Regions from separate parts of the Homo sapiens genome. Here region 1 is linked to region 2. A link is a contact called in ENCODE Hi-C or POLR2A ChIA-PET data. All regions are on one chromosome and are shown on one strand. The core of a region is the stretch at or near the end of the contact, and the rest is flanking DNA. Distances in the headings are between cores, read along the strand shown. Region 1 holds the start of MPND (MPN domain containing). Region 2 holds the start of CACTIN (cactin, spliceosome C complex subunit).

What was found. A loop is a pair of places that touch in the nucleus more often than their neighbours do. ChIA-PET counts read pairs that join two places held with the same protein, here RNA polymerase II (POLR2A). Pooled maps may share reads with other maps.
Region 1: a map of HepG2 shows a loop between it and region 2 (16-fold over the local background). The contact joins the promoter of MPND here to the promoter of CACTIN in region 2. A Hi-C loop is called at or near these places in 1 of 168 maps with a recorded cell type or tissue (HepG2), 1 of 37 single-sample maps with no recorded cell type and 7 of 50 pooled maps. POLR2A ChIA-PET finds 5 or more read pairs at or near these places in 2 of 52 experiments (GM12878 and activated T-cell).

Annotation. Positions count from the first base shown.
Region 1 is chr19:4,342,288-4,348,593 of GRCh38, forward strand. MPND (MPN domain containing) reads left to right here and starts at 1,275. Exons shown (of 13, transcript NM_001300862.2): 1 at 1,275-1,313; 2 at 1,421-1,707; 3 at 3,458-3,694. The coding sequence starts at 1,307. It also overlaps the pseudogene EIF1P6. RefSeq lists enhancers at 187-306, 327-1,058 and a silencer at 1,127-1,416.
Region 2 is chr19:3,623,986-3,630,410 of GRCh38, forward strand. It overlaps CACTIN (cactin, spliceosome C complex subunit), which reads right to left and starts at 2,805. Exons shown (of 10, transcript NM_001080543.2): 1 at 2,611-2,805; 2 at 1-177. The coding sequence starts at 2,777. It overlaps PIP5K1C (phosphatidylinositol-4-phosphate 5-kinase type 1 gamma), which reads right to left. Exons shown (of 18, transcript NM_012398.3): 18 at 6,198-6,425. RefSeq lists enhancers at 1-467, 1,194-1,755, 1,756-2,317, 2,318-2,879, 2,769-3,138 and 1 more.

The DNA.
Region 1 (6,306 bases), core at 25-2,524, 720 kb after region 2:
GTTGGGGAAATAAACTGAGGCCGGTTTGGGCTATGCTGAGTCTGCAGGCCTTGGGGATGCCCGTTGTTGGCTGGACAGTCAGGGTGGGGCCCCTAAAGGGTGCCTGGGCTGGACAACAATAGTTCACATGTACCCAGCTCTTGCTCTATGTCAAGTCTTCTTCCTGAGAACATTCCCGAGCACCCTGGAGAGCCTCCCCCGCACCCCTACTGTCCAGTTCCCACTTCCCGACTGCGGTCTGGGCAAAGCCACCCGCACTTGAGCCCATCCCACGGCGTCCCGGAGCTTTAGGAAGTCCCCATCCCGGACTTTCAACCCTGCCAGGGACTGAGGGAAATCCCAGAGCCTGGGCTCCGGGACGAAGGTCCCAGGACAGGGTCGGGGATGTAGTTGCAGAAACAGGGTAGGGGACAAAGGCCGGGGCTGCACTGATCAGGCGCGCAACGAGCCCGGCCCTGCCTCCTGCTCCGCCCAAGGGTATGGAGGGCCGGACTCGGCTGGCCTTATACCCGGAGCTGATTGGCTGGTGAGTCCAGTCCCTGCCTCTGATGGTTTGCGCTCATAACTAAGGGTTTCTACTGATTGGTTTACATGGACGTCTGCCCATTGGTCAAATCCGAGTTGGTGTAATCAGATAGTTGACACGGATTGGTTGGTGCGGGAATCCAGTAGCTTGCTATCGATTGGTTGAGGGTGAAATAAATGGGACTCTTATCATTGGCTGGCGGGCTCCGCAACGGTCCAATCATGGAATCAGTCGAGGGCCGCCCGGGAGGGTGGGAGTTAATTCTTTAGCGACTGAGGCCGGCTTGGGCTCTTTGGCTCCACCTGTGTCTGCGCGAGGCTGTTCCCTATTGGAGTCCGCATTGTTCCCCTGGACCTGAGTTTCTCCCCTGGTCCTAAAGGCCGAGGCCTCTGAGTTCCTCAAGTGCGGTGACCGCAGGTCTCACCTTCTCCTCTCCTTGCAGCAGGCTGAGCCACTCGCGCACCCGCCCCAGGCTTCCACCTTGCAACCTCTATCCCTGGACAGCGAGGCCTCAGTTTCCCCATTCGCACCAATGAGCTCCCGGTCAACACCCCGTCACGCCTCAGTTTCCCGAATGTTCCCAGAGGGCTGAGTTCCCGATCTCTCTCCCGCGTGGGCATCCCCGAGGCCTCAGTTTCTCCGCCCACCCCAGCGCGCCGAGCCCTTCCCCCGACCCCGGCGACGGCCAATGGTTGGGGCGCCCCTCCCCTCCCCGGGGCGGGGCCGCGTGACGTGCCGGGAAGCCGGAGTCTAGAGCTCCGGGCGCGGGGAGGCGCGGCCATGGCAGGTACGGCGGGCCCAGCGGGGCGGAGGCGCGGGGCGCGGGGCTGCAGGGGCGCGGGGCTGCAGAGCCGTGGGGCGAGCGGCCTCCCTGCAGCCTCTCGCTGTCCGCAGCTCCGGAGCCGCTGTCCCCGGCGGGCGGTGCGGGCGAGGAGGCGCCGGAGGAGGACGAGGACGAAGCGGAGGCCGAGGACCCTGAGCGGCCGAATGCGGGAGCGGGCGGTGGACGCAGTGGCGGCGGCGGCAGTAGCGTCAGCGGAGGAGGCGGCGGCGGCGGGGCCGGGGCGGGGGGCTGCGGCGGGCCCGGGGGCGCGCTCACCAGGCGCGCGGTCACACTGCGGGTGCTCCTCAAAGACGCGCTGCTGGAGCCTGGCGCCGGGGTGCTGTCCATCTACTACCTGGTGAGCACCCCGCCTCCCTCGTCCCATCGCGGCTCGGGCAGGAAGGGGAAACTGAGGCCTGGAGTTCCCTTGCTGCAGGACAAGCTTCAGTGTAGGGAGGGGACACTGAGGCCCGGAGCTCCCTTGCTGAGAGACGAGCCCCGGTGTGGCGAGGGGAAACTGAGGCCCGGGGCTCCGTTGACTGCAGGAAGAGCTCCAGTGTGAGGAGGGGAAACTGAGGCTCGGAGCTCTCTTGGCTGCAGGAAGAGCCCCGACATGAAGAGGGGAGACTGAGGCCCGGAGCTCCCTTGGCGGCAGGAAGAGCCCCGGTGTGAGGAAGGGAGACTGAGGCCTGGAGAGCTCCCTTGCTTTAGGACAAGCCCCAGTGTGGGGAGGGGAAACTGAGGCCCAGAGCTCCTTTCCTGCAGGAGGAGCTCCCGTGGAGGGGACACTGAGGCCCGGAGCTCTTTTTACGGGACAAGCCCCATGTGGAGAGAGGAATCTGAGGCACAGATGGGTCCTTCTGGTGGGGAGGACGTAGATTACCAAACACCCCATCCCACAAAGGAGAAGCTGAGGCTCAGAGAGGAGCCACCACCCGCGCAGGGTCAGATGGGCAACACCCCGGCCTTCCTGTGGTTTCCCAGCCGTGAAATGGAATATTTCCCCACCATGGGAAAATTAGGGGATGGTTAAATGAATAAAGCCCTCAGCAGGCGCCTGCCACATGGTAAGCACTTTATCTGTGGTAGGTATTAGTACTTTTTTTTTTTTTTTTTTTTTGAGACAGAGTCTCGCTTTTTTGCCCAGGCTGGAATGCAGTTGCTCGATCTCGGCTCACTGCAACCTCTGCCTCCCGGTTCAAGCGATTTTCTGCCTCAGCCTCCCGAGTAGCTGGGACTACAGGTATGCGCCACCACGCCTGGCTAATTTTTTTTTTTTGCAGTTTTAGTAGAGACGGGGTTTCACTATATTGGCCAGGCTGGTCTTGAACTCCTGACCTCGTGGTCCGCCTGCCTCAGCTCCCAAAGTGCTGGGATTATAGGCGTGAGCCACCATGCCCGGCCTTTTTTTTTTTTTTTTTTTTTTTTTGAGACAGAGTCTCGCGCTGTTGCCCAGGCTGGAATGCAGTAGCATGATCTCGGCTCACTGCAACCTCTGCCTCCCGGTTCAAGCAATTCTCCTGCCTTAGCCTCTTGAGTAGCTGGGATTACAGGCACCCGCCACCACGCCTGGCTAATTTTTATATTTTTAGTAGAGATGGGGTTTCACCATGTTGGCCAGGCTGGTCTCAAACTCCTGACCTCAGGTGATCCGCCCGCCTCAGCCTCCCAAAGTGCTGGGATTACAGGCGTGAACCACTGCACCCAGCCCTGTATTATTACTATTACTGTTGTCATTATTGTTTGATTTGTGAATGGTAGCACATTATTCCCCTTCTGAATGGGAGTTTCTGAATGGAGCAACTGCTGAGTGTTGCATCCTGGAGACACAGCAGTGATCAAGACAGACAGACCCTATCCCCGATCTTAGGGGTTTCTTGGTCATGGTGGGCGGGGTGCAGATATCTGCCAGGCAGCTTGGTGCAGGCTGATCAGGTTTGTGGGTGTGGACTCCCAGGCACTGAGGAGGCCCTGCAGCCGGCCTGAGAGGTGTTCCTGGAAGCCCTGTAAAGACATGCCTGAGGGAGCGTAGGTCTGGGGAGGACCCCCCGGGAGAGAGGGCATGGTGGGTGTTGGTCCTGGGCCCAGCCAGCTGACTGTCACTGCAGGGGAAGAAGTTCCTGGGCGACCTGCAGCCAGACGGAAGGATCATGTGGCAGGAGACCGGGCAGACCTTCAACTCACCCAGCGCCTGGGCCACCCACTGCAAGAAGCTGGTGAACCCTGCCAAGAAGTCGGGCTGTGGCTGGGCCTCTGTCAAGTACAAAGGCCAGAAACTGGACAAGTACAAGGCCACCTGGCTCCGGCTGCACCAGCTGCACACGCCTGCCACGGCTGCTGATGAGGTACGTGCTGCAGCCTCCTCCAGGAAGCCGCCCAGGTCACTGTGGAATGAGGGGTGCCCAGCCTGGCACAGCTCTCTCCGGAGGAGGTATTAGTAATATATACAAACACGGATGGAGCCCTTACCACGTGACATGCCTCCTCCATCCCTCCAGGGCTGGGGCGGAGAGAGGGGACATGGGAGCTTGGGCTTTGAGGGATGAGCAGGAGTTTGTCAGAGCAAGTTGAAGGGAAGAGCTTTCTAGAAGGATGGAATGGCATACGCAAAGTCATGTAGACAAGAAGAAAGACCTGCTGGTGTCATGGGTGGCTGAGGGGGCTGGAAATGATGGCAGGGACCAGAGGGGCACTGGGGGAACTTCAAATGCTATGATAATAGATGTTCCCTGAGTGTTCACCAGCCGGGTGAACTTGACCAAGGACCCTTTGTGTGCCTTAGTTTTTTTCTTTTTTTTTGAGACAGGGTCTCACTCTGTGGCCCAGGCTGGAGTGCAGTGCCCCCATCTTGGCTCACTACAGCCTTCACCTCCTGGGTTCAAGCGATCCTCCCACCTCAGCCTCCCTAGTAGCTGGACTACAGACGCATGCCACCACACCCGGCTAATTTTTGGATTTTTAGAAGAGATGAGGTTTCACCATGTTGCCTAGGCTGGTCTCAAACTCCTGGCCTCCAGCAATCCTCCCACCTGGACTTCCCAAAGTGTTGGGATTGCGGGCGTGAGCTACTGCACTGGCCGTTTTTTTTTTCTTATGTGAAATGGAGATGGTAGGCCAGGCACAGTGGCTCATGCCTGTAATCCCAGCATTTTGGGAGGCTGAAGCAGGCAGGTTCACGAGGTCAAGAGATCCAGACCAGCCTGGCCAACATGGTGAAACCCCGTCTCTACTAAAAAGACAAAAATTAGCCAGGCGTGGTGGTGCACGCCTGTAGTCCCAGCTACTCGGGAGGCTGAGGCAGGAGAATCACTTGAACCTGCAAGGCGGAGGTTGCAGTGAGCTGAGATCACACCACTGCATTCCAGCCTGGCAACAGATTGAGACTCCATTTCAAAACAACAACAACAAAACCCCAAAATGGAGATGGTACCAGTGCCCATGTGTGGAATCTGTAGGGCAGGCAGGAAACTGAGGCAGGAGCAGATGCTGTAGTCTTGTGGCAGAATCTTTTTTTTTTTTCTGTTTTTGCTGTTATCGCCTTCAACTGATTGGATGAGGCCCACCTGTAGTATCAAGAGTAATGTCCTTTCTTCTTTTCGTAGATATGTTTTTTTTTTTTTTCAAGACGGAGTCTTGCTCTGTCGCCCAGGCTGGAGTACAGTGGCACGATCTCAGCTCACTGCAAGCTCTGCCTCCCGGGTTCATGCCATTCTCCTGCCTCAGCCTCCCGAGTAGCTGGGACTACAGGCACCCACCACCACGCCCGGATAATTTTTGTATTTTTAGTAGAGACGGGGTTTCACCGTGTTAGCCAGGATGATCTCGATCTCCTGACCTCGTGATCCACCCACCTCGGCCTCCCAAAGTGCTGGGATTACAAGTGTGAGCCACCGCGCCCAGCTGCCTGTAGATATGTTTTCATAAACTTTTTTTTATGTACGAAGTTTATTGCATGAAGGAGTTAACACTAGTCCATGTTAAAAGCAGACCACAAATGGTTACGTTATACAAGCTGTGAGGTTTTTAAACTTGTGACAAAGGACAGAAAGGAAATTCTACTCATTGCAAGGAAATCCTCACTTAAGCTTCAGTGAGCCACAAGCACTTAAAACCCATGAACCTGCCCGACGCAGTGGCAAAAAAACCCTTGACCCTTCACATGATCCTCCTTAGTCAGTCCAGTGTCTACAAGGAACTGGCAAATGTTCTTGCACTGGTCACTCTGTAGCTGAATTACTTCTCCATATTGTGTTTTTTTTTGTTTTTTTTTTTTGAGACAGACTCTCGCTGTGTCTCCCAGGCTGGAATGCAATGCCACGATCTCTGCTCATTGCAACCTCTGCCTCCCGGGTTCAAATGATTCTCCTGCCTCAGTCTCGCGAGTAGCTGGGATTACAGGCGCCCACCACCACACCCGGCTAATTTTTATATTTTTAGTAGAGACGGGGTTTCACCACGTTGGCCAGGCTGGTCTCGAACTCCTGACATCAGGTGATCCGCCCGCCTCCGCCTCCCAAAATGCTGGGATTACAGGCGTGAGCCACCAAGCCCAGCTGACTTATCCATATTCTGGATGCTCAATTACAGTATCATTGCAGGCAGGCAAATTGCAAATTTCTTTTTTTTTTTTTTTTTTTTTTTTGAGACGGAGTCTCGCTCTGTCGCCCAGGCTGGAGCTCAGTGGCACAATCTAGGCTCACTGCAACCTCTGCCTCCCAGGTTCAAGCGATTCTCCTGCCTGAGCCTCTTGAGTAGCTGGGATTACAGGCACACACCACCACACCCGGCTAATTTTTGTATTTTTAGTAGAAATGGGGTTTCACCATGTTGGTCCGGCTGTTCTCAAACTCCTGACCTCGTGATCCACCCCCATCGGCCTCCCAAAGTGCTGAGATTATAGGCGTGAGCCATCGCGCCCGGCCTAAATTTCTTCTTAAACACCTTCACTAGTTTCTTT
Region 2 (6,425 bases), core at 1,555-4,054:
GCTGAGGAGCTAGGAGACCACGAGCGTGCGCGCCGTCGCCGGCGAGCCCACTGGCCCCGTGACTGCTCCTCTCCTGAGTCCGACTGAGAGGACCCATCTCTTGAGTGCCACTTGGGCCGCGGGGGGCTCCGGCTTCGCATCCCTGAGCGCTGCCACCGCTCTTCCTCTGAATCTGACCTGCGGAGAGGACCATGGATGCCTGCTCAGTGCCTGCAGCTGTCATCTGCTCCACAGATGCTTACTGGGTGCCCGTGGGGGAGCAGGCACTGTTCTAGGTTCTGGGGACACAGCAGTGACCCAAATACCGATGGCTTCTGCCTTCCTGGGCTCACCCTCTGGTGGGCCCCAACAAGGAAGACATCAACAAATAAACACACCACGCAACACTAGGCAGAGGCAGAAGCCACAAAGAGTAGCAATGCCGAGCACAGGGGCTGGGGCTGCAGGGCCGAGGTCAGAGAGGGGCTCTCTCAGGAGCTGACACTGAGCCAAGGTCTGGAGGGAGTGGGGAGGCAGCGATGGGTGGATTCGGAGGGAGAGTGCTCGAGGCAGAGCAAGAGCGAGGGCCTAGAGGCAGGCACTGACCTGCCACATTCTAAGAACAACAAGGAGGCTGTATGGCTGAGACAGAGTGTGGGGGAGAGGGAGGAGGCGCGGGCAGGGAGGTGGCTGGGGCTGGTGGCGCAGGAATTATAAGGGTACGAACCAGGGGACCCGAACACATTTAGGCTGTCAAGGGAGGGCTTCCTAGATGGAAGTGGTATTTGAACTAGTCCCACAGGATGGACAGGAGTTAACAGAGTAGAGCGCAGGGAATGGAAGATGCACAACCTCAGGGGTGGTTCAGGGGCCTTTAATTTTATTTATTAGAGACAAGGTCTACTAGACACAGAGTCTACTAGAGACAAGGTCTATATTTTTATTTATTAGAGACAGAGTCTCCCTCTGTCACACAGGCTGGAGTGCATGATCAGAGCTCACTGCAGCCTTGACCTCCTGGGCTCAAGCCATCCTCTCGCCTCAGCCTCCTGAGTAGCGGGGACTACAGGCACACACCACCACGCCCAGGTAACTCTTTACATTTTTTTGTACAGAGGGGTCTTGCTATGTTGCCCAGGCTGGTCTTGAACTCCTGGGCTCAGGCAAGCCTCCTGTCTCAGCCTCCCAAAGTGTTGGGATTACAGATGTGAGCCACTGCGCTCAGTCACGTTTAGGGGTCTTTGTACACAGAGAACTGCCAAATATTTTGTTAAATGCTCTACCCATTAAGCTCATGTCAAAAAAATCTAAACTATGTTGAAACCAATCATTGCAGAGCCCTTAAATATTGGCCACAAGTTCAACTGAATTTTCGTGAACATTAATTCTAATTACATATCTAGAGTGGCAAATTATTGTGAATAATTCCAATACCAGAAAATGGTAGGCGAAAAAACACAAAGATGACATTAACAAGACTTATGGGCAGGCGCGGTGGCTCACGCCTGTAATCCCAGCACTTTGGGAGGCCGAGGCGGGCAGATCACTTGAGGCCAGGAGTTCAAGACCTGCCTGGCCAATATGGAGAAATCCCAGCTCTACGAAAAAATTCAAAAATTAGCTGGGTGTGGCAACAAGCACCTGTAACCCCAGCTACCGGGGAGGCTGAGGCTGAAGAATCGCTTGAACCCAGGAGGCAGAGGTAACAGCCGAGATCGTGCCACTGCACCCCAGCCTGGGCGACAGAGCAAGACTCCGTCTCAAAAACAAACAAACAAAAAAACCAACAACCGATGAGTGAACTTGGCCCAGAGCGGGGCAAGACTGGCCTGAGTGTCAGCCACGAAGGGGCTGAGCCAGCACTGGGGCCCCGGTCTGGGAATCAGTCCCTGTCCCCATTTTGGTTTCTCTGTACTGGAGCCGGCTCAAGGCAAATCCGACCAAGTGCCCCATCTCCAGAAGAAAAGGACCATGGGGAAGCTGAGATTCAGGCACTAGGAATCAGCTGTGAGTCCTGCCAGCTGACACCGAGTCTTTTTCCCTCCCACAGCCCACCTCCATTAGCAAATGTTGTCTCCTCTACTTCCAGAATCCCTCTGAAATCTACGCACTTTGCCCGCTGTGGTTGACTACAGCCTCCCTCCCATCGAGACTGCCATCATCTACTGTCTGGACAATTGTGCCGTCCTACTCTGATGCCGCTCCTGCCTACCCCGCTCCATCCCTTCTCCACCTCAAAGCCAGAAAGTATGCAGAGTTAAGTCAGTCCACGTCACTCCCCTACCCAAACTCCTCTCAAGACTCTCCATTTCCCTCCGACTAATAGCCAAGATCTAATGTGCTGAGCACACAGGGCTCGATATGATATGATCTGATCTCTCGTTACCTCCCCGCCGCCTCGCTCACCCGGCTCCGGGCTGTCCCTCCAACCGCCCGGTCCCCTGCCTGGAACGCCTCTCGCCTTCCTTCCGCTGCCAGGTTAATTCCAACCGGTGGTCAATTGTCCCCTTCTCTAGGAAGCCCTCCCCGAGTAAGTCGGGGGTTTCCCGGTTCCCCGGGATCTCCAACCCTCGGTCGGGCGCTCCTGAGGTAGGAGCCGGATCCCCAGCGCTGCTCCCGCAGCGACCCCACCTGCGCTCCCGGCTCCGCCGCCTCCGTCTGCGCCGTCCCTCGTCCTCCCGGCGCCGTCGGTTTCGCCGCCCATGGCTCCTGCTCCGACTTCGGCTCCCGCTCTGACTCTGCCGCCTTCGGCCCCGGCGACCCGCGGACCGCGAGCGCGAGCGTGTGTCCCGACCCATCGGCTGGGCCAGTGGCCGCGGCACCAACACCAATAGCCGAAGCCTGCGCTGGGGGCCTTCCTCGCCCACGGCGCTCTCCAGGCTGCCCCGTTTGCGCCTGAGCCGGGAAAGAGCAACCCATCCCGTCGCCCCAGCCCGCAAGGACTCCGACACCCCAGACTTTCCACTACGTCTGCAAATGTGGACCGCGTGATTGACTCCAGTGGGATTGTTGCCTCCAGGGTGGCGGAGTCTCCTTTCAGGCAGTGCTGGAGGCAGCCCTAGGCGGGTCCCCACGCCTCAGGGGGCCTGAGAAACTGTGGGCGGGGCAAGGGCAAACTAGGAACCTTGTGCAGGGAGGGGCCTGCCGAGGCGAGACCAATAAGAAGCGGGTCTAGGTCGGAAGTAGCGCTTCATTGGCGTGGCCAGGGGCGTGGCCGAGGAGAGGCGTGTCCGGGGAGCGAGGTCCCCGAAAGGCGAGGAACCGGGAAGGTGTTAGGTGCCAGGCAGCTCCAGAGGGCAGAGGGCGGGCGCGGGGACAGAAACTGAAAAGCCTTCTTATGAGAGTCATCGTTATGCTCCACCACCTGCCAATGAACACCTATGTATTTTGGGAGTTAAGCTTTAAAAAAAAACAAAAACTTTGATAACTCCCTGTATTCCCCCATCAACCCATTTTAGAGACGGGGAAACTGAGGCTCAGAGAGGGAAAGTCACTCTTAACACTTGCCTTCTCAACCCAGGCTGCCCAGCTTTGTGGTGTGGGTGCTGGGGACCCGTGGGAGGGTTGTGAGCAGGGTTTGGGGGACTTGCTGTTGAAACAAGTTTGGCGTGGGAGGACGGACTTCAGGGGCAAGGCTGGAGGCCAGAGACCTAGAAGACGCTGATGTCCCATCCTGAGCTCCCCTAGCCCATGGTGGCTGCTACCACCACCCCGTGCAGTTCTAACCACTCGGGGCTGGGAAGGCCTGTTTATGGAGGATGATAGTAATTTAAGCTAACTTTTAAAATATTTATCTTGGCCGGGCACGGTGGCTCACGCCTGTAACCCCAGCACTTTGAGAGGCCGAGGCGGGCGGATCACCTGAGGTCGGGAGTTCAAGACCAGCCTGGCCAATATGGTGAAACCCTATCTCTACTAAATAATACAAAAATTAGCCGGGTGTGGTGGCATGCACCTGTGATCCCAGCTACTTGGGAGGTTGAGGCAGGGAGAATTGCTTGAACCTGGGAGGCGGAGGTCGCAGTGAGCCGAGATCGTGCCACTGCGCTATGGCCTCGGCGATAGAGCAAGACTCCGTCTCAAAAAAAAAAAGAAAATTAAAATGTTTATCTTGAGTGGGGTGCAGTGGCTCATGCCTGTAATCCCAACACTTTGGGAGGCCGTGGCAGGTGGATCTTGAGGTCAGGAGTTCGAGACCAGCCTGTCCAACATGGCGAAACCCCGTCTCTACTAAAAATACAAAAATTAGCTGGGCATGGTGGCATGCTTGTAATTCCAGCTACTCGGGAGGCTGAGGCAGAAGAATCGCTTGAACCCAGGAGGCAGAGGTTCCTGTGAGTTGAGATCGCATCATTGCACTCCAACCTGGGCGACAGAGCAAGTCCCCGTCTCAAATAAATAAATAAATAAATAAATAAATAAATAAAACGTTTATCTTGGAATACAACTTCATAACATCCCCGTAAACGCTGGCTTTGTATGCTTTGCTTGGTGTTAAGGCAAGGATGGAACCTTACAGAGGAAGAAGAGACCATCTCCTGCCGCTCTAGATGATGACCTTGCCGGTCCTGAGATGTGGGTTGTCATGCTGATGGGATGGCCCAAAACAAAGCGAAGGCCTGACCCTGTGCTTCCCAAAATTCAGATGCATCCTTGCAGCACATTAAGAGATCACTTGCATGGGCCGGGCGCGGTGGCTCAGTCCTGTAATCCCAGCACTTTGAGAGGCCAAGGTGGGTGGATCACCTGAGTTCAGGAGTTCGAGACCAGCCTTGTCAACATGGTGAAACCCCACCTCTACTAAAAATACAAAATTTAGCCGGGTGTAGTGCCAGGCACCTGTAGTCCCAGCTACTCAGGAGGCCGAGGAAGAATTGCTTGAACCTGGGAGGCGGAGGTTGCAGTGAGCTGAGATCGTACCATTGCATTCCAGCCTGGGTGACAGAGCGAGACTCCATCTCAAAAAAAAAAAACAAAAAAACAAAAAACAAACTTAAAACAACGAGATCACCTCCATGTTCAGTTTATAAAACAGCTGTGCTGAAACGTTCCAACGGCTCCCTTACAGACAGGATCTTACTTTTTTTTTTTTTTTTTTTTTGAGACATTTTCTTGCTCTGTCGCCCAGGCTGGAGTGCAGGGGCATGATCTCAGCTCACTGCAAACTCTGCCTCCCAGGTTGGAGCAATTCTCTGGCCTCAGCCTCCCGAGTAGCTGGGATTACAGGTGTGAGCCATCACGCCTGGCCAGGATCTTGTTTTCAATGTAGTTTCTCAACCTGGGAGTCCAAGATAAATGTGTTCCCTTCAAGGGGTCCAAACGTGACTGAATTGGAACCGCTCTAGCAGAACAAATACAAACTTTGGGGGGCTGCAAAGATGTTGGAAACAATAAAATGTTTTCTGAGCTGAACTGGGACCTGAAGAAGGTTCACAGCTGGTAAGGTGTTTGGGTCCTATTACTGGTATCAGCATCAATCTCACAAAGGTTTCTCTCTTCTCTAAGATTCAAAGTCAGTCCTCAGGCCAGGCACGGTGGCTTACGCCTGTAATCTCAGCACTTTGGGATGAGGCGGGTGGGTCCTTTGAGGTCAGGAGTTTGAGACCAGCCTGGCCAATGTGGTGAAACCCCGTCTCTACTAAAAATACAAAAAAATTAGCCAGGTGTGGTGGCGGGCGCCTGTGGTCCCAGCTACTCGGGAGGCTGAGGCAGGAGAATGGCTTGAACCCGGGAGGCAGAGGTTGCAGTGAGCTGAGATCACTCCACTGCGCTCCAGCCTGGGCAACAGAACGAGACTCCATCTCAAAAAAAAAAAAAACAAAACACAGGCTGGGTGCGGTGGCTCACACCTGTAATCCCAGCACTTTGGGAGGCCGAGGTGGGCGGATCACGAGGTCAGGAGATCGAGACCATCCTGGCTAACATGGTGAAACCCTGCCTCTACTAAAAATAAAAAATTAGCTGGGCGTGGTGGCGGGCGCCTGTAGTCCCAGCTACTCAGGAGGCTGAGGCAGGAGAATGGTGTGAACCCAGGAGACGGAGCTTGCAGTGAGCTGAGATTGCGCCACTGCACTCCAGCCTGGGTGGAGAGCGAGACTCCATCTCTTAAAAAGAAAACAAACAAACAAACAAAAACAGAAAACAAAAAACACAGAACAAAGTCACTCCTCAGACTCCCAACCAGACCTCCGGAACCCACAGAAAGGCAAACAGGCGGATGCTTATTACCCGATTTATTAGAGAGATCTCTAAAAAGACGGGGTGTGGCGGGGGTAGGTGGGCGAGGAACCTGGGATGCAAACCAGTGTTTGGGGCCAGGAGTGGCTGTATGGTTTCAGAGGCGCCCACCACTCTGGGTTTGAGGGACACAGCACCCTCGTCTCGGCGCTTTGGATTGTCACGCACCAGACCACGGGGCGGAGGAATGGAGTGGCATCCCTGGGGGG